Linked DNA regions of Mus musculus: regions 2, 3, 4, 5 and 6 are each linked to region 1. A link is a loop called in an ENCODE intact Hi-C map of the cell type or tissue named here. Cell type or tissue: heart. All regions are shown on one strand. Region 1 overlaps Slc1a2 (solute carrier family 1 (glial high affinity glutamate transporter), member 2). Region 2 overlaps Pdhx (pyruvate dehydrogenase complex, component X). Region 3 holds the start of Cd44 (CD44 antigen). Region 4 has its middle 57 kb from the start of Gm13872. Region 5 overlaps Pdhx (pyruvate dehydrogenase complex, component X). Region 6 overlaps Slc1a2 (solute carrier family 1 (glial high affinity glutamate transporter), member 2).

Region 1 (5,000 bases):
TCACACTTGGGTGGTCCCGAGGCTGATGGTGGGCTTTGCCCCATGGCAAAGCATACTGTCTGGACTCTAGGGGATAGAAAACTACATCAGGATGTGCTCCGTCCCTGCCAGGATCTTATACCTTCCTATGGCAACCTAGTTTTGTTTCCTCAGCTAGGGCTAGGGTCAAGAGCTCTTTGAGTTGGGGCAGCTTGAGGAATAGCAGTGTACTGTCCTTTACCTGACATTGTGAATGCAAGTAGATATTTACCCTGACTTTAAGGGCCTTGACCAGAGAAGACCATTCTTACAGAGTAACAAAACAGAGATAGAGAACTGGGTCACTTAGCATCCTTTCTGGATCCCCATGGCCTGGCGAGGAGTGTTTTTAAATGACCTATCTTGAGTGAAGGGAGATTCCTGACTAGAGTTAGAAACCGGGGCAAAAAGAGGAAGGATAATTGTTCCCATTAGAGGCAGTCTTCCGTGGTCTTGGCTTGCTCAAGTTAGACCCTCCATGTTTAAAACCAAAACAGCCTCCCATCTGGTTTTAGGAAGACAGAGCTCAGCTCAAGTAGTCACTAGTCAGGTCAAATTCAGGTCCTTATTCTAAGAAAGCTTGAGTTAGGGAAATAATTGGTTTTCTATTGAAAAACAACCAGTGTGACAGCTATTGATGTAAACAAAGCTACAAGTAGCTGATGGCAGGAGGCTGGTAAGAAGGAAGGCATGTAAGTCAACTAGGAGATACTTGTGAGTTTTCTGGCAAGTTGGGCTCAGGTGCCACAGCAGGTATGCAGATGGAGTGGTCCAAACCCAACGTGTTTGTATTCATGTATGGAAATATGAACTGAGACCTGGACAACTGAAACACCCCTTCAGTTGGGAAGCTAGATTTTGAAGTCTAGCATGATTCATGTTGTGTCTGGCTTCATCGACTTACTAGAAATCAGGTCTTGGGTTATTTGTAGGACATGAAAGATGTGAGACCCTTAGCAACCAGCCTCCTACCAGACCCTGCTTGTTATCCATGATGATCACTATAGAGTAGTCTACACTTTGGCTTCTTCATCCCTCTCAAGATAAGTCTCCATCTTTGTTGCCTAGAGTCTGGCAGCTACATCCAGAAGTTTCCCTTCTGGTCACTTCTGTGGTTTCTCTTCATGTTTCTATTGCCCAGAGCTTGGATCATTCTCTGCTTATGTAGCCAAGTTTGGGTCTCCTCTGACCCTGCTCAAGTGTATACAGCCAGGCTAACACGGGAGGCACCTGCCTCCTCCTAGAGAAGTTTGCCTGTCCTTCTTTTCTGTTCTTGTTATCTCAGTCCAGCATTGCTAACTGTCAAACTCAGCCACAGAAGGATCAAGTCTGTATAACTTAACATATGGTGCAGGGGGTGGAAAGAATTCAATGGTGGTCGGGCCATTTAAGTTCAAGTGTCAGTTCTGCCAATAACTATGACGTCTGAAAAGCCAGTTCTTCCTGCATCGTCTTCTGTATCTATTCAGGGTTCAGCCATCTGTCACCTCTCACGTGCCAGCACAGACATTCTAGGATTTTGAATGATTTCTATTTTAATGCCCTGGAAAGTGGTAAATTTTGAGGTTGAGATGTGAATTTTTACATGCAGGATGCCTGACACCTTTAAAATTAGACCCACTTCCACGAATGTCGAGGAATAGCATAGGAGATACTTGGGGAGTATTAGGCAAGAGTGAGTTGGCTTCATAGCCTGAAGTATATATTTCCCACCTTGCATATGAATTATATAGTCCCAGAAAGGTGGCTATTGGGTAGCTGTCACCCTGCTGTCCAGATGGAGATTCCCAGCAGAGCCTGGTATTGGAAGGACCCAGAACCTAGGACAGGCTTCTGATGATTCTGTCCAGCAGAAAGAACATTTACCTGGGCCTCACAGTTTGCAAGAGCAGCTACTAAGTTGGACTTGTGATACCATCCCCCAATCACAGAGGTGTCATCATGGGGAGGAAAAAATGGACACATATCCCCCAGCTATAGCAACTGTGCTGCTTAGGGTACTTAGGGGACAAATGAATATCATAAACTTTGTAATAATCTTGTTAGTAGGATAGCTGCACCATACTGCATATGCTACACTTGATCTTAGCCAAAAGGCCGAGAAGCAACAACATACTGCATATGCAATGAGTTAATGCTCTATTAAGAATATAATCATAAAATATTCCCCAGTTTTATTAGCCTTGTTTTGGCATTTCATAGTTGTAGTTAACATCTTGGGAAGGTTCAAGTGTATGACTGGCTGGCTGGGTTGTTGTTGACCTTTTAGACTGACCTTCACCTTTATTCTTTTTCCTTCCTGCTCCATTAGATTCAGACAGTGACAAAGAAAGTTCTGGTGGCACCTCCATCTGAGGAGGCCAATACCACCAAGGCGGTCATCTCCATGTTGAATGAAACCATGAACGAGGCCCCTGAAGAAACTAAGATCGTTATCAAGAAGGGCCTGGAGTTCAAGGACGGGATGAACGTCTTAGGTAGGCATAGTGGTTGTTGCCATCCATCACCTTTGACTTCTGGACAGTGGCCCGCCTTTCTCAACAGCCTTCTTCCCTCAGTTCTCAGTATCCCAACGTTTCTTCTCAAAAAACCCAGTAAAGTGTCCTCTAGGTGGCGCAGAAGGTTCTCTCTGGGGAACAATATGAGTGTCACTGAGACAGGGCTGAGCCATGAAGGAAGACAGGAAGATCAGCAGAAGGAGGAACCCCAAAGGGACATGGCAGCCAGAGATCAGGGGTAGAAAAAGAGAAAAGAGCTGACATTTGTCAGGCACATTATTTAACTAGCCATTTAATGAACTGGGCTATGCTTCTCTTTTATTTATTAAGTTTTGTTTTAGCTGTCTCTTTGCAGAAGCACCATGCTTGTTGTTGCATCCTAGCTTCAAGTCTATAACAAAGGCAGAGTTGCCAGTATTGGACAGTGTTAGATTAGGAAACAAAGGGCTATTACAGAATGTATATGACCTGTCTCCTTGAGCCTGATGCCTTCTCTCCATTCCGTCCAGAGTTCCTCTTTAGCTGCACAGATGTGGGTTTAGGAGGCACTCATTGGTTGTCTGCTCCTGGGCAAGTCTTTCTACTTCTCTAGCCTCCACAGTAAATTGGAAATGGGATTGGCCCAGGGTTTGTGAACCGACCGTTGTAAAAATGAACCGGAGCTGTGCCTATAAAGCACCCTAGCACATGCAGTGAGCTCTGCTCAGACAAGCTCTGGTCATTATGAAAAGTAGATGGAGAGCCAAGAAGCTCAACCAGAACACATTCCATGAAGTGCAGGGGGTGAGGTGGTTTCCTTCACAGGATCAGCTCCAAATTTGCCCAGACTTACTGATCACCCAGCCACCTTAGGGCTTTAGGGTGGGCCCATTCTCTCCCATTTCCATCATTGTTCAGTTTAATGGTGTTAGGAAAATGGGTCGTTTGCCTGCAAAATGGAAAAAAAAAGAGAAATAAGAATCTGTAAGCAAGATCTTGCAAAGAAGTTTCTAAGGACTCGGGTGAGAACTGTTTAGAGATGGGTCAGCTCAGTGGTCCTGTCCCTTTGTCATCTAAGAGATCAAATGTGCTTGTCTCCTTGGATTGTCATTAGATAAACTTGAATTTTTAGATCAATACAAATAACAATAATTTAGTCTAAGTATGTCCCACGTGCTAGTCTAAAAATAAATAAATAATAATAATATTTTTTAAAAAAGGTTCCTATGTAGGATGTGATCAGCAGCGCTGTGTGATTGCTTTGTGCACTGTGGTTGTTTTCCGAGGACATCAGTGCTGAACAGAGAAGGCGGCAGAGGAGCTGGGCAACCCAGTGCCTGCAGGGCTGAAGTAGATGCTCTTTGTCCTGGAAGAAAGCCCATTGGGTGAGAGGGAGGGAGGAGATAAGCTGAGTGGGTTGCCAGGCAACAAAGGATCAGTAAACACAGTTGATAATCAGTAACAAGCCAGAGGTAGTTGGGGGGGAGGAGGAAGTGAGAGAGTCCCGCTGAGAAGGAGGCATTTCTGATAACCCAGAAGCCGCTTTCTCCACTGCAAAGATATCTACAATCCTTTCAGGGCCTTCTCAATTCCCGGGAGGCCCTTCTGGTGGGTCATAACTTTAGATCCCATCCTCCTTGACAAAGTAACCCCTGATACTTTGGACTGAATAATTCAGAGGACTAGTCTTTCCAGAGTCTTAATGGATTCTAGAAAGTCACATGACCTGTGGCTGTGCCTGGGAGTTTCAAAATACTGGCAACCCCAACCAAGTCTAAGAGGGCTTTGTTCAAGTGAAGTACCCCTGTTCCAGTGAGCAGTTTCAATTAGGCAATGTTTACCCAGGGCAATGGCAGGCTGAATCCCGCATCCATTCAAGTACACAGCGAGGCACTGCGAAGCCAAGGGAAGTCAGATTGTTGAGAAACTTCCCTTTTGCCAATCCCAGCTGAAATAAGGTTCTTTTCATGGCCTTGGAAGGGCAGCAGCAGTGGCTCTGGTTTTTTGTTTTATTTTTCTGTATTTCTGGTCTTCGGTTTTTGGAAAGCCCCAAGGACTGAGAACTGCAATACAGGAAGGTGCAATCTTGGCTCAGCCTTCTGCTTCTCCAAGGACGTGCTCTGCTCCTAAGAAACCTGGAGAGCTAGCTTGTGGTACAGCATACCTATGATTCCAGCCCTCAGAAAACTGAGACAGGAGGATGATTAATCAAAGACCAATTTGAGCTATAAGTCAAGACTGCCCTCAAAAACCAGCCAAATAGATGAACCCCCAAACCAATTCTTGATCCCCACCTTAACTCCAATAGCTTAAATTGGTGCCAACTACTCTCTATATATATATAAAATTTAATAAATATTATGATTTGATTCCCTTAGACACAAATTCCTTCTCTCTGAACCTCTGACTTTATTTCCCCTTTGGTAAATATATATATATATATGTATATATATATATACTCATAGATACACCAGTGTCTGTTGTTTCCAAGGAGAGTCTTTATTC
Region 2 (5,000 bases), 280 kb after region 1:
TTGGCCTGCAAGTCATGATCCTCTTGCCACCTCTTCCCGAATGCTGCATGCTATTCTGTCTGGATGAGTTTGTTTGCTGTTACTCTCCTCTTGTTGTCCAGGATGGTCTCTAATATGTGCACTCCAGTGATCTTCCCGCATCTGTTCCTCTGCAGCTGGGACCACACACAAGTACCATCGGCTTATCGATATATTTTATTCCTAGAGGCACCAAGCCCTAAATCAATGGTTCTCAAACTGTGGGTCATAGATCCTTTGGGGATCACAATTCAGATATCATGCATATCAGATATTTATATTATGATTCATAACAGTAGCAGGAGTAAAGTTATTAAATAGCAATGAAGTAACTTCATGGTTGGGGGTTGGTCACAACCTAATAAAATGTCGCAGCATTAGGAAGATTAAGAACTACCTCCTTAAATGTTTTACGCTTCAGTTTTATTAAGGCTGTCACTGGGAGTTATATGTAAGTCATGACTCTTGATTTTAGTACTTCACAGATGTATTTTTAATGGAAACAAACCAAAAATCCCTCAGTACCTCATGTGCAATCTAACCAGGACACAGAAAGGAACTACAAAGAAAATACGAGCCAAGTGTACATGTTTTTATTTGTATGTTGTACTTAAACTTTTTATAGGTCTCACTGTACATGAAGTGACATCGCTGAAGAACTTCAGTAGAACGAGCTCAGCCAATGTCCACCTGAGAATGTTGTGTGTAATGTTGTTAAAGCTTTGTACCACATGGATATAGGCTCAATCCCAGATGCAGCTCTTAGAGCTTAGCTCAGTTCATGTAGTCTCTGAGTCTGTACACGTTATCTAAGACTATAAAGGAGGGCTGCTATAAAGCAAGATACACCTCCCACACAGAACTGAAGAGATGATGTAAGATAAGCAGTTGCCACACAGAGGATCTTTCCCCTCCTCCATAGATAAGAATTATTAAGACACAGGATAAGCTTACTGCCAAAAGCCTAGTAATTTTAAACTAGGCTGACACTAGGCAGAAAATACTCCTCCTGATGAGCAAGCATGCAGATTAAATGAATTCTTAGAAAAGGATGTTCCCACAGAGCAGAAGCTAAGGCACTGGGAGGGGTGATCATCTACCAAGCTCTATCCTGTAGCTTCCTGATAAGTAGTATTCTCTGCCAAGCGGACTGAGGGGCCACGGATAGAAAGTAAGTGGGGCCAAGAGGTGGTGGTGCACACCTTTAATCCCAGCACTAGGGAGGCAGAGGTAGGTAGATCTGAGTTTGAGGTCTGCCTGGTCTACAAAGGGAGTTCCTGGATAACCAGGGCTACATACATTGAGACCCTATACAAAGTTTAAGTGTAACATACACATAAAAACTTAACCTTGTGTCCAGTTTATGCTTTATAAAGGCTTGACTAATGTGTATCTCATTTGGCCACAACAGACAAATCTTTAAAGATCTACTTGTCTGTGACAAGAATAACTATGAATCTCATAAAGAAAAAAATTTAAATACATTTAGATGAGAAAATCTTGACTGATCGTCCTAATGTTCTCTCAACTTTTAACAGAAACCTATATTTCCCTTAAACTTATGTCCTTGGTGGTATAGTTTAAATCAAGGAGCATTGACAATACTCACTTTCTCAGAAAGAAAAAGGTGGCTCAGAGTTGGAAAATCAGGGAAGTGACTTCTAATTTGTGAAAATAAACTATATGATCAAAGACACAAACTAACAGTAACTTTCCAAAGTTCATCTGCAAACGACTTTAGCAAATTTCAATTAAGGGTGCTTAAGAAATGGTTCAGTGGTTAGCTGCTCTTGCAAAGGTCCCAAGATCAGTTCTCAGCACTCACATGGCTGCTCACAAGTGCCCGAAACTCCAGTTCCAGGCAATCCAATGGCCTTTTCTGGCCTCTGTGGGCACCAAATATGTTTATCTAAACTATTTTTAATTAAAGAGGCTCCTCATTGTTCTATAACTTAGAAGATAAACTACTTTGTTCCAATTGCCTCCTTCCAAAACCAATGCAGATGCCAGAAAGGCAAATAACCATGCAGAACTATTCAAAATGTCTTTATGAGACGATCACTCTTTTATTTACAAGTTTAGATGTGTCCTGAAACCATGCTACTTGCTGTATCACATATAAGCACCTCACTCCTCTTCAAGTGGCAATAGTGAGCCTCCAGAAACTGTCCTGGAGGGAATTCCACTCATCTTATGGCGCTGTCTCGAAAGCACACGCCTACCTTGCATTCACAACACACATACAGCAGCCTGGCATGGAGGACACACTTCCTTGTCCTTCTTCATTAAAAGCCCTGAGGTAATGGCGATCCAGAGTCAGTCATACTTCAGTTAGTATAAACCCTGCAGCTGTTTCCTGCTGCCCCACATCCTTTGTTGTAACCCACTTGGAATCATGGCCAGATTAATTTTAAAGTCTTTCTGTATTGTTACTCCCTTCTAAAAATCCAGTGCTTCCCATTCATAGCACTTGTTTCAAGTGTAATTTTTAATCTGCATAAGTTCATTTCTTCACTTTGCGAAGGGAGCCCGCGTCCATCATGACACAACCTTGTCATGAGAACAGAATGTCTTTGAAAGCTGAGACCGAAAGCCATGCAGTTTCTCTATTTGGATGACAATATATTAACTCATAGCACCACCTACCTTTCAAAGTAGGGAAACAAGGCTTCTTTTCCAGAACTTATGTTTTGCTTAAACAATTACTGGTAAAGGTAGGTTCAGAGTGCAAATAAGTAAAAAACAAAAGAAAAAGAAAAAGTTCCATTCGATATTATGTGAACACTCTTAACAGTATTTATAAATTACTTGGCAATGTTTCATTCAAGTCTGGTCAGCAGCACCCAGACATTTTTAATGTGACAGAAAATAGTGGACAAACTCATTTTTAGCTACTAAGTAGGAAGTGTAGTTAAAGAAACCAGCCCATTCTGACTAACAGAGGTAACTGTTCATTAATACTTCCATGACTAATGGTTAAACACTAAGATGAATGATGCTTTTCCCTCATAATTCATGCTTAGGTTGTTTTCCTTGTCTCAGTATATTTGCCTGTTATAAACAGAGTGTGGTGGTGGACAGTCTTGCTGATGCACACATGGCTCACACCATGTATCCACACTCCTTCAAATCAAGATCATTCCTTGACCTCATGCTGCAATAGGATTATTTCCATAAATGACAATTTGCTTACAGGAATCTAATTGCTAGAGATGCTAGAGGAATTATTTTTGATCAAACGGGGAAAGCTTCTACACTGCTTATTAACTATCACAGAAACCATGAGAGGGAGGCAACTAGGTTTGTGTTGCCCACGAACTGAAATAAATGGCTTCAGATAAACAGTGCCTCTGTCCAAGCTGGATGGGGACCAACCTCCTTTGTAGCTACAGGAAATGGAGGCATTATTGCTAGTGATACCGGCCCACAGAAGACAGAGCGCAAGCAAAGAGCTACTTATGGCTGTCTCATGTTCAAGTCCTCAGATGTCAAAATTAGAAAAGGGGGCTGAGGAGAGGGTTCAGTGGGTAAAAGCACTCGTCATGCAAACCTAACACCCTGAAAGACAGACACCATGACCCTACCTGTTCTTACAGGCAGATGGAGGCAGAGACAAGACAATTACCAGGAGCTAGCCTGGTGTACACAGCAGTGAGCAAGAGATCATACATCAAACAAGGTGGAAAGCAAGAATCCAAGGTTGTTTTCTGCCTTACACACCTGGGAACATGTGTCTATATCCACATCCACACAACACACACTCACACAGTATTAAAAACATTTCAGCCACACTGAACTTGAAAGTAGTGCAAGTGTAAAAGCTATTTTGAAAACGGTGCTTGGTAATAATTTTAAGTTAATCTGACAAAAGTTTGAAGAGTCCATTTTAAAATGGCTTGTTAAAACCGAATAACTGAATTAAATATTTTTCTTAACAAGAGATATACTGGGGCACTAATTATTTCTGAAGGCTCCTTTGTTAGGGCTATAGTTCATCATGTCATACTCAATACAACTTGTACCATGGAGTCTTTTTTCTGGTGATTTATGTCAACTGACACTAAGGAGAAACTTTCTGCAACTGGTGAATTAAATTACCATTCATTACCATCTCATTTAAATATCGTTATCTTGCCAGAGCTGCCAACAGAAAGAAGCAGTTCTAATGTTACTGATAATGAGGGACAATTTGGCTCAGCTGATGGAGTAGATGAGCACTACTTCCCATCTGTTCTCCTTCCTAGGTCTCCTCTCTTGTGAAACAGGATCTCACTCTGTAGCTCTGGCTAGTCTTGAACTCATGGGAACCCTGCCTTAGTCTTCCAAGTACTAAGATTATAGGCGCAAACCACCATGGTGAGCTTGTTTGCCACTCTTCTATTTTGCATGTCATATCAAAGTAGACTAGAATTTTTTTATTTTCTTACATTTGACTGTACAATACAAACTTGATTACAATGCTTCAGCAAACAATACTGTATTTAAAACAATACAAATTTACAATGTATGCTAAGAGAATTTATTTCATTAGATTCCAACTGAGCATGAAAGCTCGCTGCTCAATTTGAGATCAACTGCAGCTTTTCCAGTAAAACACTCTCCCTGCCTCTGTGAGACAGGGCCTCACCGCGTAGCCCAGCTAGCCTCAAAGCGGGCCTCCTTTCTCAATCTCTCTCAAAGGCTGAGGTTATAGGTACAAACCCAGCTGCTCCCCCAACTTTATAAGGTCAGGTCTCTGAACAAACGACTCTTTAGTTTTTCTTCCTCTGTCTTCATTCCTATTGTATCCTTAGAGCTTCACAGTGTCAAAGTTAAAAGACTGGAAATATATCTAGCTAAGACACCTGGCTTTATATACACAAAAGTTTAATAATGTTGTCACAACCCCTAATAAAATGTACTTATATACTAATCCAGAGCAAACTAACTGTACATATTAAATTGTTCAAGTATATCAAGAGCTTATAAAAAATGAGAGGCCC
Region 3 (5,000 bases), 160 kb after region 1:
TGATAAGGAAATGGACTTATTTTAGCAATAAATATCTAGGTTGGCATCTCTAACAGCTGTGGCTGAGTCCTGGGAAAGATGGGACAGAGGAGGGCAAGGCAGGGCAGCCAGGAGCCTACAGCCTTCTGGAGGGAGGCAAGAGAGAGAGGCTATTCGTGATCACTCTGCTGAGTACAGCAGGCAGGAACAGTGAGAGACCACCGGCTACTTCCAGAATCCTCCAAAGGTAGTGATGGGGTGATGGTAGATGATGGGGCACCTCAACTCTACTCCTGTGTCCTTGGATCCTTGATTTCATTATCGAGAAAACGGTGCTAGGAGAATCTCAATGTGTGAGACCACTGCAAAGCCATGCAACAAAAAACAAACAACTACTGTTGACTGAATTTGAGCAGTGAGTGGCACTTCTTACGGGTTTTGGATACTGGGTGGCATTAGCAATATGCTAGGATTTTAAAATTATGGTCCTTCTGGGATAGGGACTCCAAAAAAAGACCAACAGAGTCAGCTAACCTGTACCCCTGGAGGCTCCCAGAGACTGAACCACCAACCAGAAAATATGGGCTGGATTTCCACATATGTAGCAGATGTGTACATGTGTGTTCAAAAACAACTGGAGCAGGGGCAATCCCTGAATCTGCTGTCTGCCTGTGGATCCCATTCCCCTAACTGGGCAGCCTTATCTGGCCTCAGTGGGAAAGGATGTACCTAGTACTGCAGTAACTTGATGTGCTAGGGTGAGTTCGTACCCAGGGGGACCTTCCCCTTCTCAGAGAAGGAGGAAGGGGTATGGGGGAGGAAGTATGTGAGGGGAGACTGGGAGGAGAAAGGATGCTGCAATCGGGATATAAAGTGAATAAATTAATGAATGAATATAAATAAACAAATAGATAAATAAATGAAAAATAGGGTACTTCTAATTTTTCAGTAATGCTCAAGAGTCATATGAAACAAGAAAGGTTTGTCTTGGGTACCATTTTTCTTTAGGGTAAGATATGGTGATCATAATTCTTAAACTCAAACTGAATATATTGAGCCATAAAATACAAAACTGTGATGAGTGTGTAGGTAGCACTGAAAGTGTTAAAAATGTTATACCACGTGCTCGCTTCGGCAACACATATACTAAAATTGGAAAGATACAGAGAAGATTAGCATGGCCACTGCGCAAGGATGACACGCAAATTCGTGAAGCGTTCCATATTTTTCACAGAAGTTGATGCTCACAGTCAGCTATTGGATGGATCGCAGGGCTCCCAATGGAGGAGCTAGAGAAAGTACCCAAGGAGCTAAAGGGATCTGCAACCCTATAGGTGGAACAACATTATGAACTAACCAGTACTCTGAAGCTCTTGACTCTAGCTGCATATGTATCAAAAGATGGCCTAGTCGGCCATCACTGGAAAGAGAGGCCCATTGGACTTGCAAATTTTATATGCCCCAGTACAGGGGAACGCCAGGGCCAAAGAGTGGGAGTGGGTGGGGAGGGGAGTTGGAGGGGGGAGGGTATGGGGAACTTTTGGGATAGCATTGGAAATGTAAATGAGGAAAATACCTAATAAAAATATTTTTTAAAAATGTTATGCCACACCCCAGATTGACCGCACCTTCCTCCTCACCACTTCAGGTGAAACACTGGGGCTCCCACAGTACTCCAGAGACTTCAGTATTTCAAAGATGTCCTCACACCCTAACGGAACAGGCAACTCACCAATCCCTGTCTCCCATGGTCTGCTTCCTCTGGGGGAAAAGAAGGGTTGGTTTTTTTTCCTTAGTGATCTTTAAAGTTCCCATTTTTGAGTCTGTGACAGTGAATCAGGAAACTTTTAGGGAATGAATGGAAGGAGATCTGTCATAGACTAGGAATTTTGTGTGGTCCAGCATCCCCTCCTGCGTAAGGGGAAGTTGGCAGAAAATAGAATTTTTTTTTTTCTCCTCAGCTGCCAGAGTCTCCCAACACATTAACTCCTCACTGTATTTTAGAAGGAAATAGATGTTCTGTGTGTACCCGGGAGTAACTGAGTGAATGGAGATACTTCAGCAAGGACAGGGCTTGCTTCCTTACTTCTTCACCTGGGAAGGCCTAGCCTACACTCTAACTGCCAATGCTCAGAGGAAGCAGAACGGTGCCTGCTGTCCCCAAGTCCCAAGACTCCCAGATGAACCCCATCTTCCTCAACAATAGAGGTACAGTTTCCTAACCACGATCTTTGGAAAGGGAGAGGAGAGATGCAAGTGGACACTTGTCCCCTCTGCCTTTGGTCTAGGGCCACTTTCTTCCCTTGGGGGAGAAGTTGCTTTAGGCCTCCACCACTTCTCTACCGTTTGACTGCCAGCACAGTGATGGATGCTTCCTCCTCTTACGCCACCCCTCCCCAACGCCCCTCCACCTCCATTCCCCACCCTCCCCACCCTCAGCCCCACCACCAGCAACTTTGCTGGTCTCAGTGCTTCCTCATCATCTTCCCAAACCAGTCACTCCCAGAATGGGGCAACCATGATGCCTCTCTTCTCCCTCCCCTTTCTCTTTCACACACATCCTGTGCTAAGTCACATCTCATTTCAGAGTCTCAGTTCCTTCATCGGCTTTACAAGGGCGTGAAAGCCAGGGTCCATGGAGCTGCTGCTACTGGCACCAGCTCTACTTGTCCTGGAGCCACACTGTACAACAAGAAGGTAGAAACCCCAAGGCAGAAGAGAGCCTGCTGGCCTCAGAACCTGACTCCAGGGGGGGTTGGAAGGGCAACAGGTATCTGGGAGTAGACCTTTTAGAATAGCCGGGAGACAGGCCAGGAAAATGTGGGAGTTCGGCTCCTCAGCCCCAACAAAGGTGGGAGCAGTGTGCCAACCTTCCTCCTGTCCTCTGAGGTCAGGTCCAGGCTCTCTCTGTCCTTCCCTCATCCATCCTGAATGTTTCTGCCTTCCAATGGATCCTAGGAGCTCTGGCTCCCTATGGGAGCCTCCACTGCAGCCTCTGCTGGCTAGACTGTTACTGTCCCTGAAGGTCTTTTCAACTTTGTCTAGCACTTGCTTTTAGATATCCCATGGCAGTCTAAGCTAGGGAACTTAATGAACCCAAGTTCACACCCAGCCCCACTCCTTGCTGTGTGACTAGGGGAAGTCACCTAACCTCTCTGAGCCTCTGTTTCCCTACTGGTAAGGTGTTGGGGGGAGCATTTGTCACCAAATCACCATGAGGATAAAATGAGATAGCTTATGTGAATTACCTAACATAGCACAGCAAAGAACACACACACAAATGGCCAATAGTGTCCTACTGCAATTATTATTTGCATTACTTCTGCATCAGCATTCAAAATTTAACATTCAACAATGGAGGTGCGATTTTCTAATCCCAACGTACCATGTCTAAAAAGAAAAAAAAACCCAGTTTGGCACCCCTTACCCCCAGAACTGGATTTAGTAATTCTTGTTGAGAGGAACTCACTGAAGTCTGAGCTGACTTAATGACCTAGCTGGCACTTCTTCAAAGAAAATTTAACTATGCTGATGATAACCAAAGCCTTCGTGGAATTATCTGTTCATATATAGATAAAGGAGGGGGGACGCTTGAAAATGAGCCATACTGGATATTTGGCCCAAGCTCCTCCTCTCCACAGCCACCAAAGTCACCAACCACATTTAGATGGGATATTAGGGACTGCGCTAAAGTTCACAGGTTACCCTGATACAGGTCCCCTCCTGCTCTGAGGCTGCCAGGCAGCAAATATGAACCCTGTTGCTGTTTGACTTTGCCTAGACTGCAAGCACTGCGCGGCTGGTCGAATTATTGCTCCGGTTATGTGTCCTCCTTGGTCCATGTTGGAACCTTTAGGCCACTCAGAGCCTCACACAAACCAGTTCAAACTCCCACAAGCTAAAATAAAGCCGTTGGTGACCAAAGCTGACTTTAAGAGCCCCGAAAACTAGTCAAAGCTGGGACCCACTGTCTTCAGCTTTTCAAGGCTCCTTTCTGAAAAGCTCATTGCCCAATCTCTGGCCTGTAGCTATGTGCACACCTTGGGGAGTGCTCTACAGGTCTGTTCCAGTGTCTGCCTCTACCTGCCTAGCCACAGTTAGCCAGGCTTGGGGAGCCCTTGAGCACCAGAGCCTGTTAGTCGGGACAGAGGCTGCGGGCATCCAAGAGTACAGTTACTTTTGAGCCATGTGCTCCAGCAAGCATGGGGACCTCGCCCAAAATCTGCGGGCAACTTGCCCAGCAAACTTTCTTCTCCCTTTCTCTTTTCCTTTCACCAAAGCAGCACTTCCCAGGCGTAAACTCTTTCCAATAGCATAGCCCCAAATCCCAGCTTTGCTTTGCTAGCCCAATTCACTACAGTCCCTCCCCAGGGCGATTCAACCCAGAGGCATCCAGCTGGAGTCCTCAGGCGCGGTGGCGGGCCACTCACCGATCTGCTGATGTGGATGTGCCAGGCTCAACTGCAAGAGGCAAAGTCCCCAAGCTGTGTGCCACCAAAACTTGTCCATGGCGTGCTGGATGAAACGGAGGGATCTAGTCGCCTCTGGAAAAGGGTCGTGGGGAGAAGGGCAACGAGGGTGAATGGAACCTGTCACTGGCTGGGGGCTGCTGGGCAATGAGACCGCTTCGGAAGTTGGCTGTGGTTTTTATTCCAGGCTTTGAAAGAGTGAGTGACCTAAGAGGGAGGGAGCGCGCGAAGGACACACCCAAAGCGAGGGGGCTGTGACTAAGCAGCCAACGGAAGTTTAAAGACACACCAGCCTGCTTTCGCTACTGCCCCTGCACTCCTGCCCTGCTCTCTTGGACAGAAGAGAATGGCCGCCCCCCTCCCCCCCCCAGCCCCCGTGCGCCCACGTTCTCCAGGGCCACTCCACAGGCTTCCTACCCTGGCCCAGCCTACCAGCCTATGAGAAGCGCTGCCTGGGACAAGGAGAATGACTGAGTTCTAAGACCTCGCCCCTCTCAGTTAAATCTTCCAGTTTCTCCTTTGCCACTAAACTTGGGAACCTGGCTAGGGAAA
Region 4 (5,000 bases), 60 kb after region 1:
AGTGTGTCTTGGTGTATGTCTGAGTGCTTATGCTATGTGTGTGCTTCTACTGGTGTGGGCAGAGTGGGGAGCTAGAGGTGTTCCTCATCTCTTCTTAACTACTTGCCTTATCTCTCTTCCTTTAACTCTAACTACTACCCTCATAGCCTCCCTGGTCCCTGGGCCATCCCTAATCCCCATGCAAACAGTGAAACTACTGCCTATTACAGCTCTTCAGCTTCCCAACCCTCCATCCTTGAGTGCCAATCACATTTATCCTCCTTGGGCCATGATCACTCCCCATGGAGAAGGGTAGGATCGGTAGATCCTGCAGCCTCTGGGTTTTTCAGGGTGAAGTTCATCTCTGGTCACTGAGGAAAGGAGCTTCCACCTGGCTTGTGGCTGGATTTCCCCAGGATTACTGCAAACTCAACCAGTCTTACTATCTTAACATTAATTTCTCCTGGAAAGCCCCTATTCTGACCCGGATAACAAGTACAATTGCACCACTTCATATTGATATTCATCCTAGCAAAACTAACACCTAACTTATCATGCAAAATAAAAATAACTATCCCTATCTTGCCTCTGTGTTAATTTATCAGACATTACTATACACCAAGGAATACATTTAAGACACATTTCTCTAGATGCTGGAGATGGGTGGGATATCTCAGCCTATTCAGCCACAATGACATTATTTGAAGTACAACCCACTATTGGACTTGCTAAAATATTTAGAATTTATTTGTGGCACAGAAAACACTTTGAGCATGATTTGAGCTTAAATCCCCAATGATGCCACAGTAACATTATCCTAGCCTCTGGTCACATGGTCTGAAGGATCTACTCCTATTTAAATCTCAGTTATGATGTACACCACAGGCATCCGGACACTGCATTACTATTCAGATCCCTGAAACAATTTGAAGGAGCCAGGGAGCTAGGTTTCTCTTCTCCTTCTATCTAATGTTTCTTGTTATTGATCATTTGTGCATAAATGGACATAAAAAATTTTCCAGAAGGTAGATATTAGTTATTTATCTTACTCTGTAAATAAAGTCAACCAATACTTTTTGACCTTTAATGTTAACTTTTTAAGAGCCTACTAAAATAAAAATAAGCTATATCTTATATCTTTATTGACTGATTCTATATTTTGTTCTAGCAAATTCAACTTTCCACAAGGATAATTGTAAGTGAAAACATAGAGCCTAATCTAGCAGAGTGTTGATCAGATCCTCAAATACAACTTAACATGTTATCTGTACTACACTGTGAATGCTAGCCTTAACTATCAACTTGACACAACCTGGAATCACTGGGAATAAAGTCTCAATGAAGGATTCTCCACATTGGGTGAGCCTCTGGGACTATATATGGAGGATTAACTTAATTAAGTCAATTGATGTGAAAAGATCTAGTTCACTATGGGAGGCATCATTCCCTAGGCAGGGGATCCTAAACTGTATGACAGTAGCAAACCCAAGTAAATTAGCAAGAATATATGCATCAATTTATCTCTGTCTTGACTGTAGATGCATTTTTTCTAGATGTTTGAGTTTCTTCCCTGACTTTTCTTACAACAATGGACTGTAATCTAGATTTGTAAACCAAAGTAAACCCTTTCTTTCCTAAGTTGTTTTTTTTTTCACCAAGGTATTTTATCCCAGCAACAGGAGTGAAATCAGACCACCCACTTATAATTCACCTGTTTGTCTAATGAGCAAATCTTGTTTTAGAGTCATTTTTATCTATTTTGATCACCTTGAAATTTGTTTAATGGTTTATTAGAGTTGACACCAACTTTCTTTGGGAAGTACAATGAAAATACTTCTGTTGAGAGGGCTGGTTTGTTAGTTAAAGGGATGGGGAGAGAATTCAATTGGTCAAGATGCTTGCTGCTGTGCAAGCACGAGGGCCTGAGTCTCATCCCCAGAACTCAGTAAAAACTATAAAAGGTCGAGCATGGTGGATCACTGGGGTTTGTTAGCTAGCCAGCCTAGCTGAATCACTGAGCTCCAAGCCAGTAAGACACCGTGCGTCAAAACAAAATGAAACAACATACAAACCAACAACATTAACAAAACCCCCAAATGGATGGTGTCCCGAAGAACAACACCTAAGGCTAACTTCTAGACTCTACATGTACCCCCTACACAACTGCACCCTCACACCAACCCTCACAAAGAGGATTTGATGTGTTCAAATAAAAACAAAGTGATGTAGGAGTTCAAAGAATGTTTTCTGTCCCAGGCTGTTCATGCAGAGCTCAGCCCTGCCCCTTTCTAGTGGAGTGGCCATGCTTGCTGTGCCTGGCTCTTCCTATCTGTAGGATGAGGATAAATGGAGCTTTATCTCAGGTGCTCAGTGTCTTGCTTTACTTTTCTCACTTTAATGTGTGTGCTTACAGAGTGCTCCTTGCTAGACAATATTCTGAGACCTTTAAGACATCAATGTGTTTTGTCCTCATAACTCTGTAAACCACATTCTATTGTCTGTATCTACTGAAAGAAACTCAAGTTTGGTATGCACTATGTCTAAGACAGTGCCTGAAAGATAACCAGTGCCCAGGGTCATCAGTCACAGGTCAAAATCTTTCTTTGTATCTTCCTCAGAAAAGTCACTTGACTACTCTTCTTTGTACTCCTCGGATAAGGATGTCTCCAAATAGACCAGAAAATGTCTAGAAATTAGCAGATAGGGGGCAAATGATGGTCATGCTGGAGCTTACTGTCTCCTTTCCCCCATGATCTGTGAATCCTTTTCAAATACAAGATGCTGACTAAACCAGAAGATGGAACACTATCTGAATGCTTGAGCCCAGACTACCCAGAAACACTGCTTCTCCACACAAGCCTTTAGTGAAAGGATCCCCACGTTCACCTTCCTTCTTCTTTCTAGATTTGCCTTGAGGATTCAGGATTGAAATCAAATAGCATTCAACTTCCACAAAGATCAAAGAGAGGTTTCTGGGATTTCCACTAGAGGGCACATTATCAACAGGCCAGAAATAGCCAACAAGTTGGCCTAAAGCCACAAAGAAATGACAGTTTCTAGGAGGTACATGAACCCAGGTATCAGGGATTTTTTTTCTGATTCAGAGAAGCTCCAGCACTGAGAGAGACTCCAGCATCACTAGTGGCTTTGCAACTCGGGCTTTGTATTTCTGAGCTTCAGTGGTTTCCCAAACCTTGGCTTCAAACAGTTAGAAGAGAAGCCAAGAGCAGCTAGTCTAGAAATTTGTTTTTTAAAACCCACTGCTTTACAGCTACTGTGATTTATGTGGCTACTGTGTTCACAGATGAGACTTAATAAACAACCGTTATCTGAGTGCTCCTGGATAACTGTTTTGATCCCTTTCTTCTTTTCACCCTTCTCCTTTTATCTTTCTGACATCTTTTTCTGGATATTCTCTATTTCTTGAGGAGACTTCAAGTGATAGGAGGGAGAAAGTAAAAAAGCAAAGCTCTCAAGAACTCCACTGACTTCATCAGAAATCTGAATTTCCTTCAGGTCTCCAACTGCTCAAAACCTGCCTCCCCACTTCTAAGCAGATAAATTCCAAATTGTCTGCCTAGATTCTGAGGAGGCTGGGCCCTGGAATGGGTAGCCGTTCTCTCCTCTCTACATCTAGAGGACACCAAGTTCTGGCAAGGCCTTTGTGAAATAAAATAAAATAAAATAAAATAAAATAAAATAAAATAAAATAAAATAAAATAAAAAGCAGTAACATACCTGCCTACTTCCACACTCCCCAGAAAACAAGAGAGGTCCCTGTTTCCTCTCTAATAGCTATTTGAGTATCTGGGTGAGAAGACTAGGGTGTCAGCACTTCTGGTGTGAGGAATGAGAAACAGAAAAGCCATATGCTCCTATCAAATTTTGTCTTTTTGTCTCATTCAATTTCCCAGATATCTTTCTGATAGAAATGACTATTCCCATCTTACAGATGAGAAAATGAAGACACATCATTGCTAAATTACTTAAGATACACATCAGTAAACAAAGTATGGCAAAGTTGGGTTTGAACCCAGGGTCTGACTTTAAAGACGGTCATGCTAAAACTAGATGTTAGCTGCTTTTCCTGGAGTTTTTGCCATTTCTCCTCCGGGGGTGAGGATGGAGGAAGTGGTTTGGATGAAGCTGCTGGAAAACAGCAGTCACCACGTGATGAGGTCAGCAGTCTGGAAGCCTGAGGAGGGTGGGATGGAAGGGGCGGGAGATGGGGAGCCCTAACAAGCAAACAAACTACTGGTGTTGAAGACTAGATGTCAGCAGAGGCAAGAAGTGGGGCCCGAGGCCAGGGTGCTGGATCAGACTTCCTAACTCTATGACCCTTTGCGTGGGCCACCATGGCACAACTCCCCACACTTCCACATGACCTGATCCTCCTTCTTCCAATAAATACAGCATCTAGGAGGTGTTTATAGGTTTCTAAATAAACTCCTTCGTCAATATAGCCTACATGGTACATATCTTCACTTATGCTTCAGGAAGACTCTTTGACTCCCACAGAGAGCTCTGGAGTGTTGGCCTGGCTTATAAGGTTTGAAAATGATCTCTTAATATCAACAAATTCAAGTTAACAAACTTATGACAATAGGCAATGAGACAGGGGAAGTCAGAACTCCAGCATAACTCTACCACTTTCTACTTGGGTGGTTTGGAGACTACAATATACTTCTCTGTGTTCCTAGCTGACTCATCCATTAAAAATGGGATAAGGATTTCTTCATCACTAGTTGAATGTATAAACACAGACATTCATAAGTGATCAGTACTAGATAGTAACTTTGGAGGCCATAATTGAGCTGGGATGTTTGTTCCCGTTTGGAGGTACAAACACAAAGCCTGTTCTCAATAAGTTTGCCAAAGTGGAAGAGAGAGGACAATGGGGAAACTGATAAGATTGAACTATGTTAGTGACAGGTGGACACGGTCAAGGCGGTACTAGGAAGGGGGAGTGCGCTCAATCTGAGTAAAGGTGGGGTAAGACACTTCCTGAGGATGACATCAAA
Region 5 (5,000 bases), 320 kb after region 1:
CTCGTGTCTACTCTGGCTTTCATTAACTATCACCAATAATCTCATTTAATTCCAAACTGAAGTCTAGTTAAAATAAACTACAACTACAAAACAGCTCTAAAAGTGTTTTTCTTAGTCAAACTAATCTTTGTGCACTAAAAGAATTAGGATTCTAGATAGGTAGAAATGATGCAAAGGTCTTTGTACCACCTCAATACACTGTTATCTATGAGGAGACCATCAAAGTCTTAATTAAATCAAGTGGACGTAGGGGAGCCTACTTAGAGCAAACACACATACACATGGTACAATTCCAAACTGCAATGATTGGACTCTTGTAGTTATGAAAATTTTCGGCACGTGTTCAGAAGTTAATACACGACACACATTTTCAAGTAATAAAATGAGCTTTTAAATCTCGGATTGTGATGGAGCTGATTACTGCTTTTCATGGCTTACTAAACAAATGAAGACAACTGCTAAGGAATGCTTATCAAGTGCAACTCTCAACAGTTATTTTTTAAACTCATAGAGACAAATGTGTTTAGGACGGCAACAAACTCTTACTCCTAAACAGATAAGAAGCCAGCCTCAATCTAAAAGCTCAGCTTTTTAAAAAGTCTCAATATGTTGCTGTTATTAAAAAGCTCAAGCCTTGCATTATGAGAAAGAACATGTCATGACCACACATATGTTAATCTACCACATAGAATTGCACTTCAGAGAGGTGAAATAAAAGGACACAGTGCTCCCACAATCCCATCTCCATTTGTGACAAATATTAAATCAGTTCTCTCAAATAGACTCTCCTGTATTTTTACATTTGGCTCAGATGCCATTGTATGATTCATATTATCAATCTCCTGTGATAATCTCTCCACCAAGAGACCTTCACATTTGCATTACTCCTGACATTAAAGACTGTATTATGAAATGTCTGCATTTAGGAAGCATTATTTTCCAAAGTACAACATCAAGACCTCCAAAATTTTTATTTTAAACGTAAAACAAATCGTAACCACTCTTCACACCCTTTACTGGAATTGCTTCCCTGAATGATGACAATAAAATCTAAAAACCCTGCAGTAGATCACTGTCCTTACTCTCCATGAAGGTGACAAAACCCAAACAAAGATATGCTGGACGTTGCCATTATTCAGTGCTGTCTCTTGACTGAGTGTGCTGCCTTATTACAGAGAGTAAGATGTGCCATACATACATTCTGATCACACCACAGGCTTCCTGCCAGAAATGCCATTTCAAACCATGAGCTTATTAACAAGAGTACAGTTTCGTCCTAATAGATCCTCTGTAGACGGGAACATTATACACTTCTTTCCCAAATGTATTTTTTTTCTTGATAGAGAAAGTATATGATCATAAACGAGGCTTTAGGTATCAGGCCTACACATAGCTACTACCTGCTCTTTGTGGCTGTACGAGGCTCCCTGGAATGGGATTAAGCCTTTCCGGGTGATTTAGATAGTATTTACAGAGCCCCTCTTCATGCCAGCGAGAAGTACATGCCACACTCCTGTCCCACTGAGAAGGCTGGGATGTGCACCAACTACTTCCTACTAATATCCACTTCCTAACTGTGAGCAGACGAAATATGCTCAACTGGTTATACGAGTTTACATAAAATAACACCTGACCATATTTGATATTTTGTAGTGATTCACTGCTTGTTCATTTTTGTAAAGCAGCTAAGATTATTTCAAACTGGTTGGCAAGTGAGCCAATATACAGAAATTATAAAACATTAAAAATATTAAGATGACTATGGTGTTGTGCTTTTAGTATTTTATTTTGAAACATTAACTTTTAAGAGTAAATGTCTCACAAGCCATTACAACTGTTTTACTGTCTGTCTCATAAGAACACCACAATAAATGACATTGGAACGTTGTTGCTTGATATATAATATGCGCTGTATGAACAATTTATCACTAAACTCGAGTGATTTTTCAGTTCTTTTAGATCTATTCTGTCAATTTTCCTACAGTAAAATTCTGACTTTAATTTTAAATGTGGCACAATAATCTGAATCTAATTTATTTTCTCTAACGTATGTTTTTATCCTGTCAACAAAACTCATATTTCAGCAAAAGCAATTACATTACAGATTTAAGTTCTTAACATATACAAGCATTCTAAAAGGTCACTGGATCAACAGAGAAATTAATATAAACAAACTCTTAAAATACAAATGCAGAACAAATTGCTTCCTGGTATTAGTATGAAGTAGACCTAAGCTCATTACAATATCAAAAGTAATTAAGGACATACAGTAGAGCCAAGTGGCACACTCTACCCCATTTACTGAACTGTAACCTAAGCACACAAAAACCATGAAATGAACAGGCCAAGACAAAAGAAAATTGCCCAGTACTCTCAGCTCCAAAGCCGGAACTCACTGATAAAATGCATCTTTAAAATTGCTATACAAATAAAGCAATCCTGCCATCTGCAGGCTGAATGGACTACAGCAGAACAAAGGGCAGGTGACTTAAAGCCAGCACAGGCCACAGAACAGCAAGACTGCAGCGGCGAATAGAGGTTATTTCAGAGTCTCTTTAAAATAAACCACTGCTTGCAGGCTGTCTTTGCACCATGCTACTTTGCTGTGGTGCTAGGAGAATTACTGAGAGGTCACAGGGAGGCTAACAAGCATTCCAAAGACAGTACATGATTTCCAGTTGCTACCTACCCTACTGTTTGCATATAAGCAAAGAGTGAAACAACACACCTAAAACGACAACCGCTATTCAACTCTAGTAAGTTTTGGAATAAAATTATGAAATTTCACTCCCTGCCACAAAACTTATCTAACACTGAGGGGAAACCAGCCTTGAATTTTCATTTTGAAAAAAGAAATCAATCAGAAAGTGGAGAGCAATAGTACACAACTTTGGAAGTAGAAAAGTAACAGTTACCCAAAAATAAACTAAAAAGACCCTAGCTGCATCTTAAGTCGAAAGACTGAGGTGAACAAAGCAGAGGTGGGTGACTAGGTGTCTCAGCCCCATGCTAGGTACCAACCAACCCCATCCCATAAAACAGCATACAGGACTCTGTTCTCTAAAGAAAACTTAGAACTTAGGTTCAACCTACTCATCTTGGGATATACAGAAATGAAAAACTGAAGTCAACTGAAACATTAGTTGATGTGAGTAAAAAAGTTGTGGAGTAAAAAAGTTGTACAGGACAGCAATTCCTGCAGGAAATGAAAAGCAAGGGTAATAAGCTTTTAAAATATGGGATGCCTCTGAGGTACACAGTATACATTTAGTACAAGCAGTGTCTGTGAAATAAACAAGTATACACAATAAATGCACCAAGTACTGAAAGACGAGAACTCTAGTGACCAGAACTCACCCCCAGACAATGTCTAAGATGCAAGCAAGAGGGTTGGCTAATTAATGCCAGAAGGAAGCTGAGAGTCAAAACCCTTGGCTTTTAAAGAAGATGACTGGAGAAGGGGAAGGCATGGGGAGAGATCTACTATAGGGTTATTAGCCTCTATGGTTATTTTGCCATATGCCATGTGTGTGTGTGTTACCGTAGTAAATGAAATATTTTCTTATTTAACAAGTATACACATATTGATAAGATATTTAGTTCTTAAAAGCATCAAGACTGGAGAGCAGCACTAAACTACCTGGGTCCAATTACAGCTCCACTGTCTGTAAGATGCTTTATCATTCTGTACGTCAGCTTCCTCTTCTGTACAACCACGATGCACATTTTCATAAAGAAATGAATGATAGATACAAAGTCATTACGATGGGCTCTGGAGAGGACTAAGTCCCCACTACTTATTATTGGCAGGCAGCATATTTTTGATTGGCACTTAGAAGATGGATTCCGGGGTATCTACATAGTTGCTTATGTGCACTGAAATACTCTATAGTATTCTAGAACATCACAATCCTTCCTGGAGTAATGAGAGACGGAGTCACAGGTGGCTTTCACCTTCCCAGCCTAAATTCTCCCCTCCTCCAGCCATAATCACTCAGCTAAGCTACATTAACTCCTGTATTTGCTCTATTTCATCTCTATGCTAACTGTTTCTCTTATTAAAATCACTGACAAATGTTTTATCTTCAATGTTACCACAGCTAAAAGCTAAATTTGCAGTTTGACAAATACCCATGGAGTAGTCTGTTTTGCCAGCCTATGCCTAGGCAAAATCAGAATTTTGACCTCAATGAGATTATATATATATATAAGATGGAAATATTTTCAGAATATTCCAAGGGAATACTTTAAAAATTTGTTCTCCAGTAAATTGGAAAACTTTAAAGAAATTGATAGATTTCTGGACTCAGCCAAACCACCAAAATTCAAGTGAGGAAATTGAGATGATGGAGATGATGATGATAAGAAGAAGCAAGCTAGGGCCACATGAATTCACAGCAGAATTCTACTAGCCACTCAAAGGTCTGCAGCCAGTTCTTCTTAACTATTTAAAAAGACAGCAACAGAAGGAGCACTCTCAAACTCTTGTAAAGTCAGGTGGTTCTAATATCAAAACCTGATAAAGACACAGCAACAAAAAGAAAACTCTAAACCAATATCCCTGATAAAGAGATTAAAAATGTTTGATAACATACTTTCAAACAGAAAGCAGACATACATTCACTATAATCAAGTTGGCTTTATCTCTGAAATGCTGGAAAGTCTCAATATATGCAAGTCAATAAATGTATAAACCACATAAATGGGCTTAATAGACACAGACAAATCCTTTGACAATAGCCAACATGCCTTCATAATAAAATTATTAAGAGAATTAAGACTAGAGGGAATATATCGCAACATAACAAAAGCTATATATGAGAAACCCATAGCCAACATCATCATAAATGGAAAAAAGTTTGAAGCAATTCTACTTAAGTCACGAGTGAGTCGGGGATGTCGCTCTCCCCACTTCTTTTAAGTAATATACTTGAAGTGGTAGCTGGGACAATAAGGCAAAACAAGGAAATGAAAGAAATAGAAATAGGGAAGGATGAAGT
Region 6 (5,000 bases), 59 kb before region 1:
TCCAAAGTCACTTTGAATAATTGAGATATCTGAGATTGAAGCCCTAAGATTTGAGGGTTGAATACAGAAACCAAGACCTCTCAAGGAAAATCCTTGATGTGACTCTGGACGGGTGTAGACATCTTCTACTTTGACCAAGGAGGGTGAAAGAGGGAGAGAATGTGCTCCAAAGGGCAGCATTTACTGGCATGCTGAGGAGAAGGCATGCTGAAGTTTTACCTGAAGTGGAAGAACAATTTACGCCCTTCAGTTCTCTGGAAGATCTGATTCTCTTTTAGGGGAATCCACACCTGTCCCCCTTTCTTTCTGGGGTAGCTGGTGCTTATGTGGGTGGTAGTTAGAGGCATGCACTTTTTTTGCACCAATATCTAGATAGGGTGAGTGAGTAGAGTTTTGGGAAAGTGTGCTTGAGGTAGAAATGGTGTCTCAGGCCTTGCTGAGACTGACTAATGTTTTATTTGTGTATGTAACCCAGTAACCGTGTGTGTCTATGTGTGTGTCTGTGTATGTACCTGAACATGTATGTGTTGAACAGATGTTCATGTATGTATTGAACACATGTTCATGTATGTATTGAAACAGACTCTGATTCTGTTTTCTGGTGACCAGATGAGTAATCTCAGATAAGTTGATTTCTGGGAACTTCATTTACATAAACAGTTGACAGGCCATATTGGACCATGGTAGGCTGATGCTGTGGATACAACTGGATCTAACCTTGCTAAGTAAAGGAATTCAGTCTCAGAAAGACAGATAGAGTATTTGTTCTCAAGTGTAGTGTCCAGATTTTATATAGAGACATCTTTGTATGCATAACATAAAAGTGGAAATAAAACTACCTCAGGGAATAAAGGAATGTAACAGGAGGTGGGGGTGAGAAGGGGGAGAGAGGTGCTATGAAGGGAATCTACCAAACAATAAAATAGACTTGCATGAAATGTCATTATGTAATCCAGTACTGTGTACACAGAATATAAAACTGACAATTAAAAACATCATTTCTTTCTCATAGATATACAGTTGGGTCACATGCATAATATTGATTTTTCTCATAACCATAGTAGTAAAGATAAAAGAAAGAAGAGATGAATTTAGTTCCGAGAGTGTATTTTGTCTACCTCAGGGCATTTTTATTTGCTTTATCTCCGGGGGACGTATATGTATGTGTACGAGTGCTTGCTTGTGTGTCGGCACATGTCTGTGCAGCTGTGTATGCCCATGTGGAGAGGCTTGAGGCTCTTCCTCTACTCCATCTTATATATCGAGGCAGGGTCTCTCTCTGAACACAGAGCTTGCTGTCTTGGACAGTCTGGCCAGCCTGAATGCCCCCCCCCCCAGGTGGTTCCTTGTCTCTCCCTCCGGAGCTGGGATTACAGAATGGCTACCACACTCTCCTGGCTTTTCTGTGGATTCTAGGGATCCACAGGCTGGTCCCCGTGCTTGCTCAGTGAGTGCTCTACCCACCATGATGGACGCCTCCCCAGCCCCTGACCTATTTTTGGTATTATTTTCAAAATCTTCTGTGTGCTTTCAACCTCTAGCATGTTTCCTCTCCTTACACAGTGTTTGAGAGCATGCTCCAGCTAGTGCGTCTCAAAGTGCAGGTCCCCAGACTGTGGAAGAGAGTGGTGCTAGGATGGATCTCCTTGCAAAAGCAAGAACAAAACAAAACCGTTAACAAACTATCAGAGTACAGTTGTTCCTCAGATTGAGGGTGAGGGAAGAGCCCTTTATTAGAGTATGTTCTTCTGATTGCTCTGTATTGTTGTAGTTATTGCTGTGGATCTTATAGTGTGCATTACTGAGAAATTAAATTTTATCAGTGATATGCTGTACAGACAGTATATCTAAACAGGCAGCATGCGCTTTTGGATGAGGGAAAAGGAAGCACCAGTGTACCCCATATGTGGAAAGGGAGGGGCTGCTTCCTTCACATCCAAGGGTACATGTACGTGTGTGTGTGTGTGTGTGTGTGTGTGTGTGTGTGTTGTGTGTGTGTGTGTGTGCTCGAGTGTGTGCTCGAGGTCACAGTAAGAAAGAGATCACATGTTTTCCTCCTGGTGGCAAAAGTGTGAAATTCCTTAAGAAGTTATTTCTGTGTTGTTTACTGAGTTTTAAGAGAGGCTCAGTTGCTCTCTCCCCCCAACCCCATACTCCAGGCTCTGCTGGGGTAGGGGCAGTGTTACCCACTGTCCAAATGAATGTGTATAACTAAACCAGTTACCGAGTGTCACAGTGGCCATTTAAAAATACAAATCAACATCTCAAGCTGTGAATGTCACTCTTGACAGAACACAAACTGACACCTGGAGTGCTGAAGGCAGCCGGAATAGCCCCTTCCTATACACTTCACTGTCCTCCTAGACACCCTAATGGAAAACTGAGTCAACCAGTGACTTAGGTTCATGAGCCTAAAGGTGTGGCCTGAAAGATTTGATCCTAGGGAACCAAGGCTGTAGAGATCCTGATTTCTGAGCATCTTGGGAGCATCACGTGCTGAGAAACATGTGGAGCGTCAGGCATGTCCTGTGCTGGGAAACACAGTCCCTATCCTGTCAGCTCACCACGAAGAAGGCATCTGTCTTCCTATGGGGGGAGGCCAGCGGGACCCAGAATGGTGCAAAGAAGAGCCTCTAATGTCATCTTGTAGTTCCATAAACAATAAGGTCAGAAATGGCTAGAACACAGGCAGTTCAGGTCCCAGCACCCCCTCAGGAGGGTCCCAGCCTCCTGCCCCAGGACTTACGATGCCTCTGGCTCCCACGGACATCGACACCCATGTGCACACACCCACACAAAGACACACACGACACACAAGCACTTATAGAACTGGAAATAAATATTAAGTAAATGAAGGAAAACATTACGCATGCTTTATATGTGATTTCTTTATATGGTTAAAGTTTCATAAAAAACATAGCTAATTTCATCCAGTAATAGGATGCATTTCTGTTACTTCCTTTTCCTTCCAGAAGGGTGCAGTGTGAAGCTGAGAAAGACACTTGCCTTCCCTGTTATAATGTCCTGCCCTTTAGTAGTTCCTAGACTACAGTTTAAAGATATATCTTCTCCATCTATCACTATCACACTCACTCACACACATGCACAGTCTCTTCAGGAACTCAACATTCATGAAAAAAAAAAAAAAGAATCCCAGATGCTCTACATAGTTGTTTTAAAGCAAGCAAACAGCTCTTCTTGCTGTTGTTACCATGGCAGCCAAACACTCTCCTGTCAATCATCCTAAAGTGAATTATTAATGAGCTTTGTCCAGCACACAGTTAATAAGCACACTTGGTGTTTTCAGGAGGAGGTAAAATGTCGTTACTGTGCTGAGCAGTGCTCCTTGCTGTTCCGTCTTATGGGGAACGGGTCTGCAGGGACCAGCCGTTCACCTTGGCTCCTCTTCGCTGGCTAAGGGCCTTGTTCCCCTGGCATTTAGGAGTTGCATAAAAGGTAGGTCTGAATCATGATTTCAGAAGTAGGTCGTTTAAACCGGCCCCCTGCATACTGCTGGCTGCTTTTCGATGTCCCTCTGACGATTTGACTCACCCCTGCTTAGATAACCCTCTCCCACAGATTAAGGCCATCATCTCCAGTAATTGGCTGACCAGGAACAAGTTCATGTTCTAATTCTGAAAGACGATAGAAGAGGAAAGCCACTGTGTTTGTGTGGCAGATTGAGTAATAAATTCCTGCCCCTCGTTTCTATTTAACAATAAAAGAGATTGAAGTTTAGTAAGGGTTTAAGTTTCCCAGACAAGAGAATTTTACTACAATTTACGTAAGCATTCCAAGCCTCAGTTTTCACATGTATAAGATGGGTTTAAGTTAAAACATTTATTAGTGGCAAGGAACTTGAAGGATCACACCCATAAGTCCCTCCGTGTGCCAGCAATCGCTATTCAGATGATTTCCCCCTCATACTCCTCTGGCATTGGGCTCATGAAATCTCTTAGGATGTATCTGTCTTTTGAGGTAAGGCTTTGACACAGAGTCTCTGTGTATCCAGGCTGGCTTGTAACTCCCTACGTAGCCCAGGCTGGCTGTGGACTCATGGCAATCCTACTTCAGGAACGTTTGTGCAGAGATTACAGGCATAAGCCCCCATTCCCAGCTTCTGTTGACATTCAAAATATAGAGTACAACTTTGGTTTCATTTCATGTGTGTGTTTGTGTGTGTGTGTGTATAGGCAGGTGTAAGTACATGGGTGTGCATGTGTATTTGGAGGGCATAGGCCCATATCAGATATCTTTCTCAACTCTTTTCTGCCCTGTTTTGTTTGTTTTTGGAAGCAGTGTCTCTCACTGAGCCTGTAGTTCACCCTTGGGGTCAGCTGTCTTTGCTCCCTCGAGTCTGTTTCTTTATATCATTTTTTTACTGTGTGCTGGGCATCACAGTCAGGTGTTCATCAGAGATACACAGAAAGTGCTTTAGATACGGACCCAGCTCCTCATCCCACAGCTTCCATTTTTAAAAATAAATATTAAATTTTCTTCTCCATTCTTGCAAAAGAGCATGCTTGAAGCCATCAACAGCTTTTGCTTGTCTTTTCATGGATAATTTCTTCAAAGTTGAATTCTGGTTTGTACTGAACTTCATTGGTAAAAATGTCTGAAGGTATCTAGAATAAATATCTAGTTTAAAAAGCAAAATCTATTATTTCACAGAATGAGTCTATGCTAATATATGCACATTTTTATCTATTTAGCTTTTTTTTTATGTGCATTGGTATTTCCCCTGCTTTTATGTCTATGTGAGAGTGTCAGATCTTGGAGTTACAAATAGTTGTGAGCTGCCACATGGGTGTTGGGATTTGAACCCGGGTCCTTTGCAAGAACAGTCAGTGCCCCCAACCACTGAGCCATCTCTCTAACCCCTAATAGAAAAGGCATGTTTTTTCTTTCCTTATTTCGGATGCAGCATGAGAGTGAAGGATGAGAGATGAGACAGCAGCCTTAGACTGAAGGCCCTCTATTGAAGAAGCAAACCTTGTTGT

What was found. Hi-C counts contacts between places; a loop is a spot of excess contacts. Peaks named below come from ENCODE experiments on the same cell type or tissue, not always from the same donor. Only the 100,000 strongest peaks of a DNase experiment are listed, where the experiment ranks them.
Region 2: a loop joins it to region 1, with 7 times the contacts of the local background. A loop is called at or near these places in 18 of 42 quality-filtered maps.
Region 3: it touches region 1 in a loop (1.8-fold over the local background); 2 of 42 quality-filtered maps call a loop at or near these places.
Region 4: it touches region 1 in a loop (3-fold over the local background); 10 of 42 quality-filtered maps call a loop at or near these places.
Region 5: it touches region 1 in a loop (6-fold over the local background); 3 of 42 quality-filtered maps call a loop at or near these places.
Region 6: it touches region 1 in a loop (2.7-fold over the local background); 9 of 42 quality-filtered maps call a loop at or near these places.

The regions. Positions count from the first base shown.
Region 1 is chr2:102,741,479-102,746,478 of GRCm38, forward strand. Slc1a2 (solute carrier family 1 (glial high affinity glutamate transporter), member 2) reads left to right here. Exons shown (of 11, transcript NM_001077514.4): 5 at 2,330-2,495. It overlaps Gm13872 (predicted gene 13872), which reads right to left. Exons shown (of 2, transcript NR_153853.1): 2 at 2,173-3,444. Among named protein-coding and RNA genes, the nearest start is that of Gm13872, 2.8 kb to the right of the region's middle. In heart, a CTCF peak has its summit at 2,635 (motif pointing right); DNase peaks (open chromatin) are centred at 2,633 and 3,893; H3K4me3 peaks cover 490 bases; H3K27ac peaks cover 1,635 bases.
Region 2 is chr2:103,016,657-103,021,656 of GRCm38, forward strand. It overlaps Pdhx (pyruvate dehydrogenase complex, component X), which reads right to left. Exons shown (of 11, transcript NM_175094.5): 11 at 4,399-5,000. Among named protein-coding and RNA genes, the nearest start is that of Pdhx, 54 kb to the right of the region's middle. In heart, a CTCF peak has its summit at 2,669; no DNase peak of the experiment used is centred here.
Region 3 is chr2:102,896,859-102,901,858 of GRCm38, forward strand. Cd44 (CD44 antigen) reads right to left here and starts at 4,807. Exons shown (of 9, transcript NM_001039151.1): 1 at 4,410-4,807. The coding sequence starts at 4,488. Gm23731 (a small nuclear RNA gene) reads left to right here and starts at 1,102; the gene lies at 1,102-1,208. In heart, no CTCF peak of the experiment used is centred here; DNase peaks (open chromatin) are centred at 2,673, 4,163 and 4,643; H3K4me3 peaks cover 2,925 bases; H3K27ac peaks cover 1,492 bases; H3K27me3 peaks cover 236 bases.
Region 4 is chr2:102,801,283-102,806,282 of GRCm38, forward strand. No RefSeq gene overlaps it. Among named protein-coding and RNA genes, the nearest start is that of Gm13872, 57 kb to the left of the region's middle. In heart, a CTCF peak has its summit at 2,964 (motif pointing right); a DNase peak (open chromatin) is centred at 4,189.
Region 5 is chr2:103,060,670-103,065,669 of GRCm38, forward strand. All of the region lies in intron 1 of Pdhx (pyruvate dehydrogenase complex, component X), which reads right to left. Among named protein-coding and RNA genes, the nearest start is that of Pdhx, 10 kb to the right of the region's middle. In heart, a CTCF peak has its summit at 2,456 (motif pointing left); no DNase peak of the experiment used is centred here.
Region 6 is chr2:102,682,814-102,687,813 of GRCm38, forward strand. The region is part of intron 1 of Slc1a2 (solute carrier family 1 (glial high affinity glutamate transporter), member 2); the gene reads left to right. Among named protein-coding and RNA genes, the nearest start is that of Slc1a2, 27 kb to the left of the region's middle. In heart, a CTCF peak has its summit at 2,954; no DNase peak of the experiment used is centred here.